Regions from separate parts of the Homo sapiens genome. Here regions 2 and 3 are each linked to region 1. The links are chromatin contacts, found by Hi-C or POLR2A ChIA-PET in ENCODE. All regions are on one chromosome and are shown on one strand. Each heading gives the region's core, a stretch centred on a gene start or an enhancer-like site at or near the end of the contact. The rest is flanking DNA. Distances are from core to core; before and after follow the strand shown.

Region 1 (4,462 bases), core at 856-3,355:
CACCTCGGCCTCCCAAAGTGCTGAGATTACAGGCGTGAGCCACCACGCCAGGCCAATGTGTGTATATTTTCTGACTGTAAGTATGCTTCATATGTATTGTAGGCAATTTTAAGACATACAGAAAATGTGAGGAAAGTAAAAATCATCCCCAAATCCCACTCTGCAGAGGTGACCACTGTCAACGATTTGATAAGCCTCCAGGTGTCTCTTTTATGAATACGCCCTCACAACAACATTTTTACATAAATGGGCTGCAAATGTTGTATCAGCTCCTACTTTTTATCTATCAGAATGATCCATGTGAATATCTTCCTATGGCTTTGGATGTAGATTTCCAACATTATGTTTAATGGTTGCATAGCATATGATTAAACATACTATAAGTCACTGACTCAATCACTTCTAGGTTGTTTCAGCTTTATTTATTTTTTAGATTTATTTGCCACACTGTGATGACTATCTGTGCAATTTTTTTCTGGTGGCTCAACTGAGAATAAATTCCTAGTTTTAAAATTAAGAAGACAAAGAGTACTCATGAATAATTTTAATGTACAGGGTCAAATTTCTCCCAGAAAATGTATAACACTAAACATCTACCAATAATAAGGAGAGTTCCCATTTCCACACTCTCTGGCCAACACTAGCCATTGACAATATTTAAAGTTTTGGCCAATCTGATAGGTTAAAACTGATGTTTTATTGTTGTATTGATTTGCCTTTCCTAGATCATTTTACTTTTGAATGGTACTGTTTATGGTTAAATAGAGGCAAAAATAATGACTTCATATGAGGATATCATTACTACATGAGGAACTAAGGCTGGCATGAAGGCAGACATATGTTATTCAGAGAGCCATGGTGCCAGGTGCCTAGCACAGAACAGTTTGATAACCATTTGAGGGTAATAATATTTTGTTGATTGATTGATTTATGGACTCACCGGTGACTACTTTCAGGAACTGGTTGAATGGCATCTAGAAGCCTGCATGGCTCTGGTCATAAAGGATGACAGGATGACATTTGCCTATAACTGCAAGGCCACTTGCAGGCAGAATGCACGTCCCATGTCTTGTTGATGTCTGTGCAAGATCCACCTGATCTAATCTACCTGACCTCCCTGGCTCAAGGGATCTTCTTGCTTCGGCCCCACAAGTAAATGGGACTAAAGGCATGTACCACCAAGCCTGGGTAATTTTTGTATTTTTAGTAGAGACGGGGTTTCACCATGTTGCCCAGGCTGGTCTCGAACTCCTGGACTCAAGCGATCTGCCTGCCTCGGCCTCCGTAAGTGCTGGGATTACAGGCGTGAGCCATGGCGCCTGGCCTCCCTTGGTCTCGAATGGGTCTCCCCATTTCTTTCCTTTCTGGGATAGGAAGATGACAGCTTCACTTCAGCCAATGTCACCAAGAATTTCTCTCCCTTCCGAGATTGGAAGGTGACAGCTTCATTTCAGCCAATGCAACCAAGAGAGGCTTCGGGAAAGTCAGAAGATGGCTAACGCTGCCTGTGACCTAGTGCAAGGGGGAACTGGAAGCCCCCAGGGACGATGGTGGAGAAACTGAGAACATGGGGTGGCAACTCTGCCCTGCCAGCCTCCGTGGTGGACTCTTGCCACGACGAACAGCCAGGGTGGGAGAGGCCCACTGCAGGGAGCTACTCCTTCCAGGCCTGGTGCGCAGTGGTTTCCTGCCTTGCTAAATGGCCGTTGCTCGGTGGTGATGATTCATGGCATTTGGAAAGTGTGGCTGTGTTCTGAACAGGGAAGTGAAAAATAACACAGCCAAGGTCAGTGCAGGACAGGATAGGGGCTGTTACAAAATGTGCAGTTTTACTCTGAAAAATGCAGGGGGTGGGGAGCCACAGTAAACTCGGTCCTGGTGGTTCACACCGCGTGCGTGGCGCCCTGCTTGCTCTCCTTTACAGCATCAACTTTTCCGAGTGTCAGTCACTAATTTGTCCCTTGGAAGCGGCTGCTGGTCTTGGCTGAGCGGCTGTGGGTAGGAGGAAGTGGATGCGTGATTCAGTGAGTGTCTGCTTCCTCTCTGACTCAGGATTGGATCTGTTTCTGAGGGTGGTGCCAGGGGGCACAGTGTGGCTTTAGCTAGATTCTTTGAACTTGGAGTCAAACCTGAGGCTCTGACCCCTTGTAGCCGCTGGCCCTCCCTTGACCCCTTTGGATGAGTGAGGGGGCTCAGCTGGACCCTATGACCTTGCTTCACATTGGGTAAGCCTTCTGACCTGAGGCCTTCCTGTGGTTTCAGCTGAGAGAGGCTAGTGACATAGAGAGCCGAGGCAAATCCTGGATCTGTGCCTGCCTCAAGAGCTCCCTCCTTTGTGGGAGTTGCATTTGGGGGAGCAGCATAGTTCTCAGGGGCTCCACCTAGGCAGGCGCTAGACTGATGGAGGAGGCAGTTGAAGGAGGAGGTAGTTTTCTTGTGGTCCCTTTGTCTATTTAGCCAATGATACGATAGGAGAGGGTCAGGTGGGGAGCTGAGACATTCCGAAGTGAAAAGTCAGGATTGGCTTTTTCTTCTAGAGCATGGAGTTTTCCAAGGATCTGTCACTAGTGTGCCGTCTGAACAGACATCGCTGCTGACACCTAAAACCTCTTCTAAGAAACACTCCAATTATTCAGATAATTGCTTGTGCCTAAGACTGTATAACCTAAGAGTCGGGTGCAGGCTTGATAAAGAATTGGAAGCCCTCTGCAAAACTGCTACAGGTGTTCTGTGTTCCGACGCCCTCCATCACCTTGGACAGGGGTTCTTCTTCCGGCCCAGTCTCTCCCATTTCCTCTTTTCTCCCTCCATCTCCTCCCATTTGCTTGGCCAGAGCAGAGGCTCGGCTGGTCTAGTTCAGGTAGGATGGCCAGCATCCAGTCACTGCCATATTCAACAAGGACTTGAGAGCTTCTAGAGAGAGAAATGCAAGTCAAACCAGCCTGGGCTTTTAAAAGGGGGCTTTGTGTGACCCTGGACACCTGCAACTGGGAGCCAACACTGCCACGTGCTCTCTCTTTTCTCACGCCTCAACTTCCTCTGAATACTGATCTAAATCTCTTTGCTAAGCTTCCTCTCTATGGCAGGTAATGTGCACGATGGCAGCTTTTGCTTATTGTACCTCATGACTTCACTGCCAGAAAGGGACAGAGAGGGGCCTTCACGGCCTTCACTGGGGCCAGGTGACCATCATTGGCTCAAACACTGCGGCTTGGGAAGAGCTGAACTGATGCCTGCTCACATCTGGACTCTGATTTGTGCTAGGGAGGGGGTACTTTCCAGAAGAAGGGGCCCCTGTCCTGGAAGACATACAATGGAGCCCACCACCGTGGTGCTGAGAGCTATTCCCAAGTCCTAGGGCGCAGTGGGCCCTCCTCCTTCGCCTCTGCTTCCCCTGCCTGGCAGTGAGGGGCATGGCCTGGGGGAGGGGTGACATCTGTCCACAGAGCCCATTGTTTTTTGGCTTGAAAATCCATAGGAAAATGGGGGTTTTTCTCAGCTCCCTTTTTTTGGAGTGGGGGCAGCAGCCGTGTGATTTTCTGAGTGGAATGCCTTGGAGGATCTAAGCGGTGAGTGAAGGAAGAACAAAAGAACCATTCTCAGAAGCATGGCAAAAATGAAACCAAATAAAAACCCCATAAAAATCCCTACCGGGGCAGAGGAAATACCAAGCCAGTGCTTTTGGAGTGCAGATTCTGTAATAAAGGAAAGATTCATGGATACGCTGTGCAACTTGCTTATGTTTGGACTGGAGGGAGAATGTGCAGGAACATGATATAAAAGAGTCATCCAAGAAAGGGAGGCATCGCTGTGTGCATTTGTGTTGTGTGTTGTTGCAATTCAGGAGTGGACTAAGGACTGGGGTTCATGGGGAGCCTGAAAGAGACACTGGACTGGTTCAAAGTTTGTGCACAGCTGCGGAGATCAGATGACTGTCAGCTGGGCCTGCCCCCTGCTGCCTCTGCTTGATTGCAGGAGGAACTCTGACCTTGATTTAGTCACCAAAACACCCATCTGGAAAGCTCTTTGAAGATTGATTAAGTAAACACTCACAGCACAGACAATCATAATTGAGTGACGTAGCTGAATTATCTGCAGTGCGTGGAAGAATGCACTGATGAGAAAGCTCAGGGGCATGTTCCCTCTCTGTTCCTCTAATTTGGCTTCCTTACTTAGGGGTACAGTTTCGGGCACCGGGAGTGTTTTGAGGGGATGGCGTGGAGGATGTGGAGACTTTCACTCTCATTTGGCAGGGTGACACTATCCCAGGCATAGAACACCACCCGTCACCGCACTGCAGCTGGTGTGGCCTGTGGCAGGTAGCGCTGTCCGCACAGCTGACCTGAGATGCTGCCTGTAGGGGGTTTCAGTTCTGCTTTGTGACTGTGGGCTGCTGTGAGCCCACTTTGGGAAAGGGCTCACAGATGGGGAAGGCCTGGATTTCATCTGGGAGTGCCTCACC
Region 2 (4,462 bases), core at 522-3,021, 350 kb before region 1:
GCTAATTTTTTTGTATTTTTAGTAGAGACGGGCTTTCACCGTGTTAGCCAGGATGGTCTCGATCTCCTGACCTCGTGATCCGCCCGCCTCGGCCTCCCAAAGTGCTGGGATTACAAGCGTGAGCCACCACGCCCAGCCGCCTTGTGTCTTCTTAAGAGTCTAAAGGATTCTACACACCGTGGCATATACTCTCACCCTCACCCGCCTTTGTTTTTCTTTTAAATCAAAGGATTTCCCAATTTATCACAGCTGGAAATTTCAGCTATCACATACTAAAGTTAAATGTAAAGAGGCATTAGTGTGTGTTACATGAACTCTACTAGTTTCCTTTTAGAGTGAAAAAACTACAGAATACCTCAGTGAGAGTCTGAAACTTCTCACTTTCAAAACTAAAAAGCTGCCAGAAATTTGTTCAAAGAGTGAATCCATAATCATTAATACAAACGCTCCATTCTTTTCACCATGTGAACTACTACGGCAATAGCCTCCTCGTCGGGTTCCCTGCATTTGCCTCTTTAACTCTTCTTTTTTTCGCTTCCTCTACTCTTCAGCCAGGGATGACATTCCAATCGGAGCCATCTCTCCCTTTTGATTGAGATTCCTTGGAAGATATCCCATTGCTATTAGGAGAAAACCAAAACTCCTTTACAAAGCCTAAAAGGTTCGACACTCCCCCTCATCCCATCTCTCCAGGCTCAGTTCTTCATATTGGAAAAGCTCCCTTCCGCCACAGGGCTTTCTGACAAGTTAGTCTTTTTGTCTGGAATGTCTTTTCCTTTTCTCTTTCCTTAGTTAACTCCTGCTAGCCCTTCAGCTCTCAGCTCGATCCTCACTTGCTCAGAAACCCTTCCTTTCCCTCCCTAAAGAAGCCAAATTCCCTCATTCTCCTATCACCGTGGAACTCTCCTCTGGGGCACTGCCACTGCGGTAATTTCACATCGTTTTGTTCAGCATCTGTCCGTCTCACCAGGCGCAGGTCTACGAAGGCAGAGGCCACCCCAGTGGTCGGCGCTCAACACCCATGAAGAAATGAAAGCGCCTTCTAACGCGTTAGACGATGAAACCAGGGCACACAACCTTGCGTCTAAGAAGTGAACATCCCATGCAAAAGACTTTTCAAAGGGAAGGGCCTGGTTTGAGAATGGCCAGAGACATACAAATGTGAAGCGCATACTGAATCCTTCCATTCATACTCCGGGAGAAAGACGATGGATCTGAAAGAAGCCGCCTGATATAAACAGGGAATTTCAATCACTTCGAGGCCGATTTTCCACAGCGGCTGGGCAGAGAACTGCAAACGTATACAGTGCTAGCACAGAGTCCGGAGGGGAAGAAACGGTGAGGTTTCTGCTTCCTCCTCGCTCAGATGCTCCCTTCCGCCCCACTTGGCCAACCCTTCCTCTCCCTCCTCGCTTAAAGCTAGGGGATGGAAAATTCATACACAATCCGGTTCAGCATCCGGGTCCTCACTCTCCTTTCTTTCTTTCCTCTGCCCCGCCTCCCAGCCTCCCCCGCCCTTCTTCCCATCCGGGTTCCCCCCAGCCGCCGCCACTGCCGCTCACAGTTCAACGATGATATCACGACTTTCACGCCGCCGGTCCGGGAGTAACTGTACCCCGCATCAACTTCCTATTTTATAATGTGGACTTAGGCTCTTCCCGATGCCTACATGAATCCTTCCCACTATTTCACCACAGAACTCTCCGCCCTCCTCAGCCGCCAGCGACACCGCATTAGTTGGTGCAAGAAAATGCGCCATCCCGGTCACACTGCGCAGGCGTCGTTGCCGCCTCCCTACTGCTTTGTTGCCCCGCCCCTTTCACCTCCCCCCCGCCCCCGCACCGGTCCACGCAGGCGCAGGGCATTGCGGGCCTTGCAGTTCTCGCGGACGAGGATTTGCGCGTTGGCCCCAGAGTATGGACTTTATTTCCCAGAAAGCCTTGAGGCGTAACTTTCTGTTTCCATAGAACTGGTGGGAAAATGGCGTCGTTGTTTGTATCCAGGGACCAATAGGAACAGTGTATAGGCGGGTTCTAAAGAACTTTAACCAATCCAAGGTCGTCTAAGAGGCCATCCGGGAAAGAGGTAGGGGAGGGGGGGAAAAAAAATCTAGGGGAGGGGAGAAAGGGGGGGAACCTAGAGTCGGTGGGGGGGAAGCGATGTTTGCCCGTCAGTCGAGTCCGGAGTGAGGAGCTCGGTCGCCGAAGCGGAGGGAGACTCTTGAGCTTCATCTTGCCGCCGCCACGGCCACCGCCTGGACCTTTGCCCGGAGGGAGCTGCAGAGGGTCCATCGCCGCCGTCCTCTGGAGGGCAGCGCGATTGGGGGCCCGGACCTCCAGTCCGGGGGGGATTTTTCGTCGTCCCCCTCCCCCCAACCAGGGAGCCCGAGCGGCCGCCAAACAAAGGTACCAGTCGCCGCCGCGGGAGGAGGAGGAGCCGGAGCCTCTGCCTCAGCAGCCGCTGGACCCGCCGCCCTTCTTCCCCATCTCTCCCCCGGGCCTGCTGGTTTTGGGGGGGAGAAGGAGAGAGGGGACTCTGGACGTGCCAGGGTCAGATCTCGCCTCCGAGGAAGGTAGGGATATTTTCTGGGGCTTTCGTGGTCTCCTAAGGGGGTTCTTTTGGGAGTCGCTGGGCCCGGCCAAGGAGCAGAGGAAGATCGCGGTGGTGGTCCCTGCGGCGCCCGAATTCGGGGCCTCGGCCTCCCGGGAACCCCCACCCCCCGCAGCCGCTGTGTCCGAGCCGCCCCCTGGCTGGGCGGCCGCACACTCAGCGGTTTAGCGGCCGCGGTCGGGGGCCCGGGCAGGGTGGGGGCCGTTCCGCCTCCGGGGCCCTCGGCCCTCACGTTGTCCCCGCGGCGGGGCCAGATGTTGATCTCGCTCCCACTTGTCGGGTCTGAGCCCGGAACGGGACGTGGGCAGGGGCTCTGTGGCGGGCCGGTCCTGCCCGCGGCCCACAGGCCCTCCTGGCCCCTCGGTGGCCCCCGGCCGGCCTCTCGCTCGGACGCGGCGCGTGGGGGCGCGGATTCGCTCGGCCGGGCGCCGAGGCCCTAGGGGAGAGCGGCCGGCCCTGCGCCGGACGCCGGGCTTGTTGTGAGTTTCTTCTCTGACAGAAATGGCGTCATTGTCGTAGACGGGAAACTCCGTCGGGTCTCGACAATGGGGACGGGAAGCTGCCGAGCTGTGTAGGTGGTTGGGTTTGCGGGGATGGCGGGGCCGGAGGGAGCCCCGAGTCGGCGTGTGATGGTTCGGGGGCTGGCGCCTGGTTGCGGCTCTTTCTTCGGGGTTCGGACGTCGCTCGCTTCTTTCCCTCCGCCTCCGCCAGTGCAGAGGGGCTCCTGTGGTGTTGACTGGGTGTCTTTTGTTTCCCCTCCAGGTGCAGCTGAACCTGGTGTTTTAGAGGATACCTTGGTCCCAGAGTCATCATGAAGGTAAGATTGCCTGCGGAAAACGAATCTCTGGGGTTATCGAATTCAGGAAGTAGGAGGTTTCGACGAGGTCGTCGTGTGGGGCTTCCGAGTTTTGCAGAGGAAGGTGTGTTTGGTGACTTGGTGACCGAGCCCTTCCCCAGAGAGACCGGGGTCAGCTGGCGGGCTTTGCTGTGGAGTTGGAGGCAGTTATAGGATGTCTCAACTGAAGATGATTCTCCCATATTGAACATCTCTTTTTGTAGGGAATGAGAGGAATAACGGCATGAATTAAAGTGTTTTAAAAGGTAAAATAAAAAGCAAGTCAGGTAATCTGACCCTAGAAACTGAACTGTATTGTGGTTCTATCAGTTACACTGATGAAAGAGAATCTTATTTATTGTGTGAACAGTACTGTAAAATTTTAGCAGAAAACTCTTTGACTCGTCACAAAAATAATTTAATTGAAAGATTTAAAAAGAGAATTTTTGTGATTTTTTACACAATTCAGAGATACCAGTTGTTTCTTGTATTTCCAGTGACTTGGGGTTATATGGTTTATTTTTCTTTATTGATCTGGTTGGTCTGTAAATAAGTCAGAGGCTCTGTTGCATTATGATGTGTGGAAAACTGATGGCCAGGTTCCTCTTAGATGTCAATATGTTAACTGAGTGGAGAATAGGGTCAAAAAATTTGCTTAATTGTTGGAAGAAATGATAACGATAAAAATACAGGTATTTTTGTTACTTGAGAGAATATGTATATGAATGCTGTCTTTTTTTTTTTTAAACACATGCTAGAATAAAACCTTAGATTTTTGAAAAGTCTGGATTCAACTGGTGGAACTTAGACACTAGCTTGTATTTTTTCATCCATTACAAATTCAGAAGTGCTTGAAAAGGGTAGAGTGTTCACAAGTGTAGAAATGCAACAGATAGCATGTTAGAATATCAACGTTGTCTACTTTTGACAGTTCCTTTGAACTATTTAAAAAAATATTTCACTTGTCCTCAGAATCAAGACTGCTTTGACAATTTTGCATCCAAATTAAAATTTGTA
Region 3 (4,462 bases), core at 745-3,244, 310 kb after region 1:
ATCCCCATGGCTGGGAGTCTGTGGATACTAATGAGTCACACTAATAGCAACGATCCAGATTTCACAGGCTCTGATCTCTGCAGCGCTCCCAGTACAGGAGGGCACCCCTCTCCAAGACTTTCTGTGGACCCTGAGGGGTGTCTCACAGGTACTCACAAACAGTCCTTCCTTTGTTCTGCTCAGCTGCCCAGTCCCCACCCAGCTGATGGCTACAGTTGGCCCCTACTCCTCAGTGAGAACATCTAGGTCCTCCCTGATTTGGGGTAATAGACCTCTCTTCCACCCTGTGCAACTCCTCCAAAGCAGAACTGCTCCTGGCCCCTTCTCCCGGAGCCCCTCATAAATCAGCACCTACAGTCTTGCCTGCAGATCCTCTGGCCTGGGGACCATGCTGGGCTACAGACCAGTTTCAAACAGACACCACACTGGCCTCCCCATGTTAGTGTCCCCCTCAGCTACCTGCATCTTCATCCACCTTCAGACAAAACCCCATGCAAAATGATGCTGCCCGAAGCCACACATGAGTTTGCCCATTAAGTTTAGATCCTAGCTCATGTCCAGATTAGGACGGAGGTGACATTCTTACCTTCTGGCTAGTTACAAAATTCTTCGAAAGGGAAAATGCAAAAACAATCAGATCCTAAGTGAAATTGTGGAGTGGAAAGACCCGTGTAGCATCTTCTTGCCTTGTATTTTGGGGAAGCTCCTTCCTTAGGGCAAGCATTCAGGGACTATCACTGTGCTCTCTCTTTAGTTCTGAAGTATATGCATGTCAATGAATCCACAACATTGGTTTGATATTCCACATAAAAATGATCAGCAAGGAGGAGTCCATTCTCTTCTTCCAGTGATCCATAGAGTGAGATCAGAAATTTATCAGCCAGATGACATAGGATACAAGATTCTTTTGGATAATATGTGTAATGAAAATGCAAACAAATTTATGAAAGAGTTCTGTGAGCTACTTCATAGTCTGATTGACTCATACACTTGACAAGGTGAGGGGGCCCTCTCCAGACAAGGTGGGCCACAAAGAGCTTGGCCTCTGGACTCAAGTCTTGGTCCGCCATCTGCCTTACTATCTGGGTAATCTTGGCCAATTCGCTTCGCTTCTCTGAATCTCTGTTTTCTCACCTCAAAACTGAAAATTCTTGCTGAATTATTGTAAGAATTCGAGAAGATTTAATAGGCGCTCAGTAAATGTCAGCTTTTGGAGCCACTATTTAGTCTGGAAATAGTCTTTGGAGGGGACTCATATGAACCATATGCATAGCACCACCTCCATGTCTGTCTTTGAAACATACCCCACTGTCTCTTTCTCTCACACACACGTGCGCACACACACAGTTAAGGCTATGGGTCCCGACTGCCAGGGTTTGAGTCCTGGTCCTACATCCTTCTCCCTGTGTGACCCTGGCCACCTTACTGAACTTGTGGGTGTCCTTTTCCCTCATCTATTAAATGGGGACTTTTATGGGTGGTATGAAGATCAAATAAGTGAATACATTTAAACCACTAGAACAGTGTCTAGTATATAAAAGAGTGTGCATGGGTCAAGTATTATTATTACTATCCATTCTTCATGATTCTTCTGGGAATTAAAAACCAACAAACCTCTAACTATCAGTGAGAATCCTGAATTCTCATCTTTCCCGCTGACCTTCATTCTGTAACCTCGAATGCATCTCTTTCTTCCATTCACACATCTGCTTTCTCTTCCAGAACAGCTGGTACAAGTGGATCTGCTCGGCACCTATAACCTAATTACCTCTCAGGCTCACACAAGTCTCTGGCCGCTAAGCGAATGATCTCCCAAAGGGATTATTCTCAAGCAGCACAGAAACTGTCCCTATGCCTCAGGTGGCCCCAGAACTCTTTCGTACTAGAGACTTATCTGTTAATAAAGTTAACAAAGGAAAGTGGCCTTCCAAGAATGTTTGTTTGGGCCACTACCTGGAAGAAATAACACTTGACCATGAGAGACTTGGCTGAGCAGTGCTGGGTCAGCTTAACCAAAGAAGACCAGCCATCACCCACGGCAAGAGCAGCTCTGACTTGGACCCACTGTTCCCCCAGCCTGTTAGCAGCCTGTGAACAATCTTTAAGTGACCCCTGGCCCTGTCACATCTCCATTCAACAGGGTTCTTGGGGAGGATGTGTGGACCGAGAACAGTGCCCACCCACACCACCTGTAAGTGTGGCCACGGCAGCCAGCCAGCATGGATGCTAAGTAACAAGTGGTATTGGGGCACAGATGTGGCGGGAGCGCTTTGGGGCAAAGAAAGAGGTGCTGTGAGTGAGGACAGAAAGGAAGGGGAAAAAAAAGCCTCATGGGTTAGAGCGCCTCTCACCTTTGGCTCTTCTTCAGAAGACTGGTAAAAGAAAACAAGAAGAGAAATTGGTTTCCCTGACTTCTCTAAAGCAAGCGTTCTTCAGAAAAGAGAATCGATCAGCCTGGTTAAAGTGGATAAACTATGTGATGTCCATCCAGAGAGGTGTCTATTAATGGCTGTAAAATGGAAAGATGAATCAATGGGACCGATTAATATTTATGAAGAGTTGAACTAGGCAGAGTGAAAAAGCCTTGTATATTGGATAAGAAAGGAAAAGCATTGCACACCATAGGATGCGTTTGTTTGGCTAAGGTTTCTGTTTTGATCACTGGGTAATTGTATAGAGCAGGGGCGTATGGTAGAGAAAGAAAATCTATATCTAGAAGTTATTGACTTTATGTACAAAAGCACTGGTTGGTGCCTATTTTTGAGGACCACTCCATCTTAAAAATAACTTTGGTTTTGTACGGCCTAGTTGTGGTGGAAAAGGAGCTCCAAAGAGTAAGCAAGTTTCCTACAAAAAGAATCCAAGCTGTTGAAACTACAATTAAGAAATGCAAAGAGTTACTAATTTTACTACTTAGAGGAAAGGAAATTCACAAGCAGGAAAGAAACTGTGGATCAGGGCAAGTTGTAACTCTAGAGGTTCAGAGATAGGAGCTCTAATTACACCAGGGCAAGGGAGTACTGTTTGGGGAAATTTCTGAAACATGAAATAGGAAAGCTGAGGGTCAAAATGATATTGTGATGTGAATAAATAGAGAAGACATGTTTGCATGGAGCTCAGCTGGGTAATCATGGAAAGAAGGAGGGGCGAAGGAGGAAACTGAAAATCGAAATAAAGAACAGAAGCACAGACCATGAAATATGCCAAATATAGTGTGCAAATACTCAGAAGGCATGGAAAGATAAGTTAGAAGCCAAAACTCAGTTATCACTATCGTGTGAAGGAACAATAAAACTCTTAGCAAAAACAAATGACTTAGCATGAGACCAATACTGCTTTCCTTAGGTAGCTTGGTCCAGAGGGAAAAGGCTGATATCACTCCCTATCAAGGGTTTTTAGACGGTTTAAGTGAGCTCTGCAAGTGGGAGACACGGTGATGATTATTGACAGTTGCTATCTTTCAAGGGGGAGAAGCAAACTGATGTTACACATTAGAATTAGTTAGCACCACCGAACACAGGTTACAAAAATACTGGGAGGAATTCTCTCTCCTGAGCACATTACGCAATATTTGCAAATGTGTGCAGGTAAGTGTTGACTCTCTCATCATGCTGGACCTGGAAATGGTTCTCAGCAAATCATGGCATGATTTCTTTTTCAAAGTTGGGTACACGAATATTATCGTAACCAGCTAAGAGCAGGGAGACGTGGCATGGGAGACTAACAGATAGTGCAGCTTTTAAGAGAAGACGTAGAAATCAATCTAGTAACAAATATTTATTAAGCATTGGAGTGTGCTAGGCACCAAGAGAAAAGAAACCTCCACAGCTGATAAAGCCTTTCAAAATAATGTCCTCAGTTAATTTGCACATTTCCATGAGGTAGGTGTTGTTAGCCATTTCCGTTAATGAGAAAAAAAAAAATGAGATTCAGAAAGGTTAATTAAATTGGAGATCTCCTGATTTTTTAGTTTTATATCCTTCCCGTGTCCTTTCCAGGCTTATATTCTGGTCCTATCACTTCTCAGCTGAGTTACTTCAACAAGTTATTTATTCTCTGTGTTCCCAGCTGTCAAAATGAAAATGCCAGTACCCACCTGGTAAGGAGTGAGAGAACATTTATAAAAATGCTCGGCTGGGTACCTGACACATAGGAGGTCCTCAGTAAATTTGTTTTCTCCCTTTCTTCCTGAAGTACGGTGGCAGAGGGATTCAGCCAGCCAGCCTGGGTAGCACAAGCCATGATGCCCTGCTGAATCTGTGTTCTAGGGTCGGACAGGGGGAGTCCTTTTGCCTAGAGGGATGGTGTGCGAGGCCTAAGAGGACTTGGGCAGAGTCTTGAAGGACGAGCAGGATTTGCTGTGGTGGAGAGGTGGTCACGGGTTGAGCAGATAGGAGAACCAAGGAATCAAGGCAGGGAAAGAGAGGGGATGCATGTGAAGGGCCAGGAGCTGTTAACTAGT

What was found. Hi-C counts contacts between places; a loop is a spot of excess contacts on that map. ChIA-PET counts read pairs that join two places held with the same protein, here RNA polymerase II (POLR2A). Pooled maps may share reads with other maps.
Region 2: a loop to region 1 is called in a map of chondrocyte, with 3 times the contacts of the local background. The contact joins the promoter of GGPS1 here to the promoter of LINC03108 in region 1. A Hi-C loop is called at or near these places in 1 of 168 maps with a recorded cell type or tissue (chondrocyte), 8 of 37 single-sample maps with no recorded cell type and 9 of 50 pooled maps. POLR2A ChIA-PET finds 5 or more read pairs at or near these places in 1 of 52 experiments (BJ).
Region 3: a pooled map shows a loop between it and region 1 (2.4-fold over the local background). The contact joins the enhancer-like site here to the promoter of LINC03108 in region 1. A Hi-C loop is called at or near these places in 2 of 37 single-sample maps with no recorded cell type and 2 of 50 pooled maps. POLR2A ChIA-PET finds 5 or more read pairs at or near these places in 2 of 52 experiments (OCI-LY7 and PC-3).

The regions. Positions count from the first base shown.
Region 1 is chr1:234,978,419-234,982,880 of GRCh38, reverse strand. LINC03108 (long intergenic non-protein coding RNA 3108) reads left to right here and starts at 2,105. Exons shown (of 2, transcript NR_186308.1): 1 at 2,105-2,225; 2 at 2,538-4,462. RefSeq lists an enhancer at 2,843-3,346.
Region 2 is chr1:235,325,879-235,330,340 of GRCh38, reverse strand. GGPS1 (geranylgeranyl diphosphate synthase 1) reads right to left here and starts at 1,771. Exons shown (of 4, transcript NM_004837.4): 1 at 1,563-1,771. It overlaps ARID4B (AT-rich interaction domain 4B), which reads left to right and starts at 2,162. Exons shown (of 24, transcript NM_016374.6): 1 at 2,162-2,572; 2 at 3,373-3,427. The coding sequence starts at 3,422. RefSeq lists enhancers at 972-1,121, 1,622-1,711, 1,952-2,011, 2,748-3,273, 3,292-3,481 and silencers at 2,492-2,541, 2,712-2,941, 2,952-3,041.
Region 3 is chr1:234,670,251-234,674,712 of GRCh38, reverse strand. LOC124904555 (a long non-coding RNA gene) reads left to right here. Exons shown (of 2, transcript XR_007066952.1): 2 at 1,723-3,311. Among named protein-coding and RNA genes, the nearest start is that of LINC00184, 43 kb to the right of the region's middle. Within about 2 kb of position 1,994, at least 3 of the 41 ENCODE cell types and tissues checked have a DNase peak (open chromatin) inside an H3K27ac peak, as active enhancers do.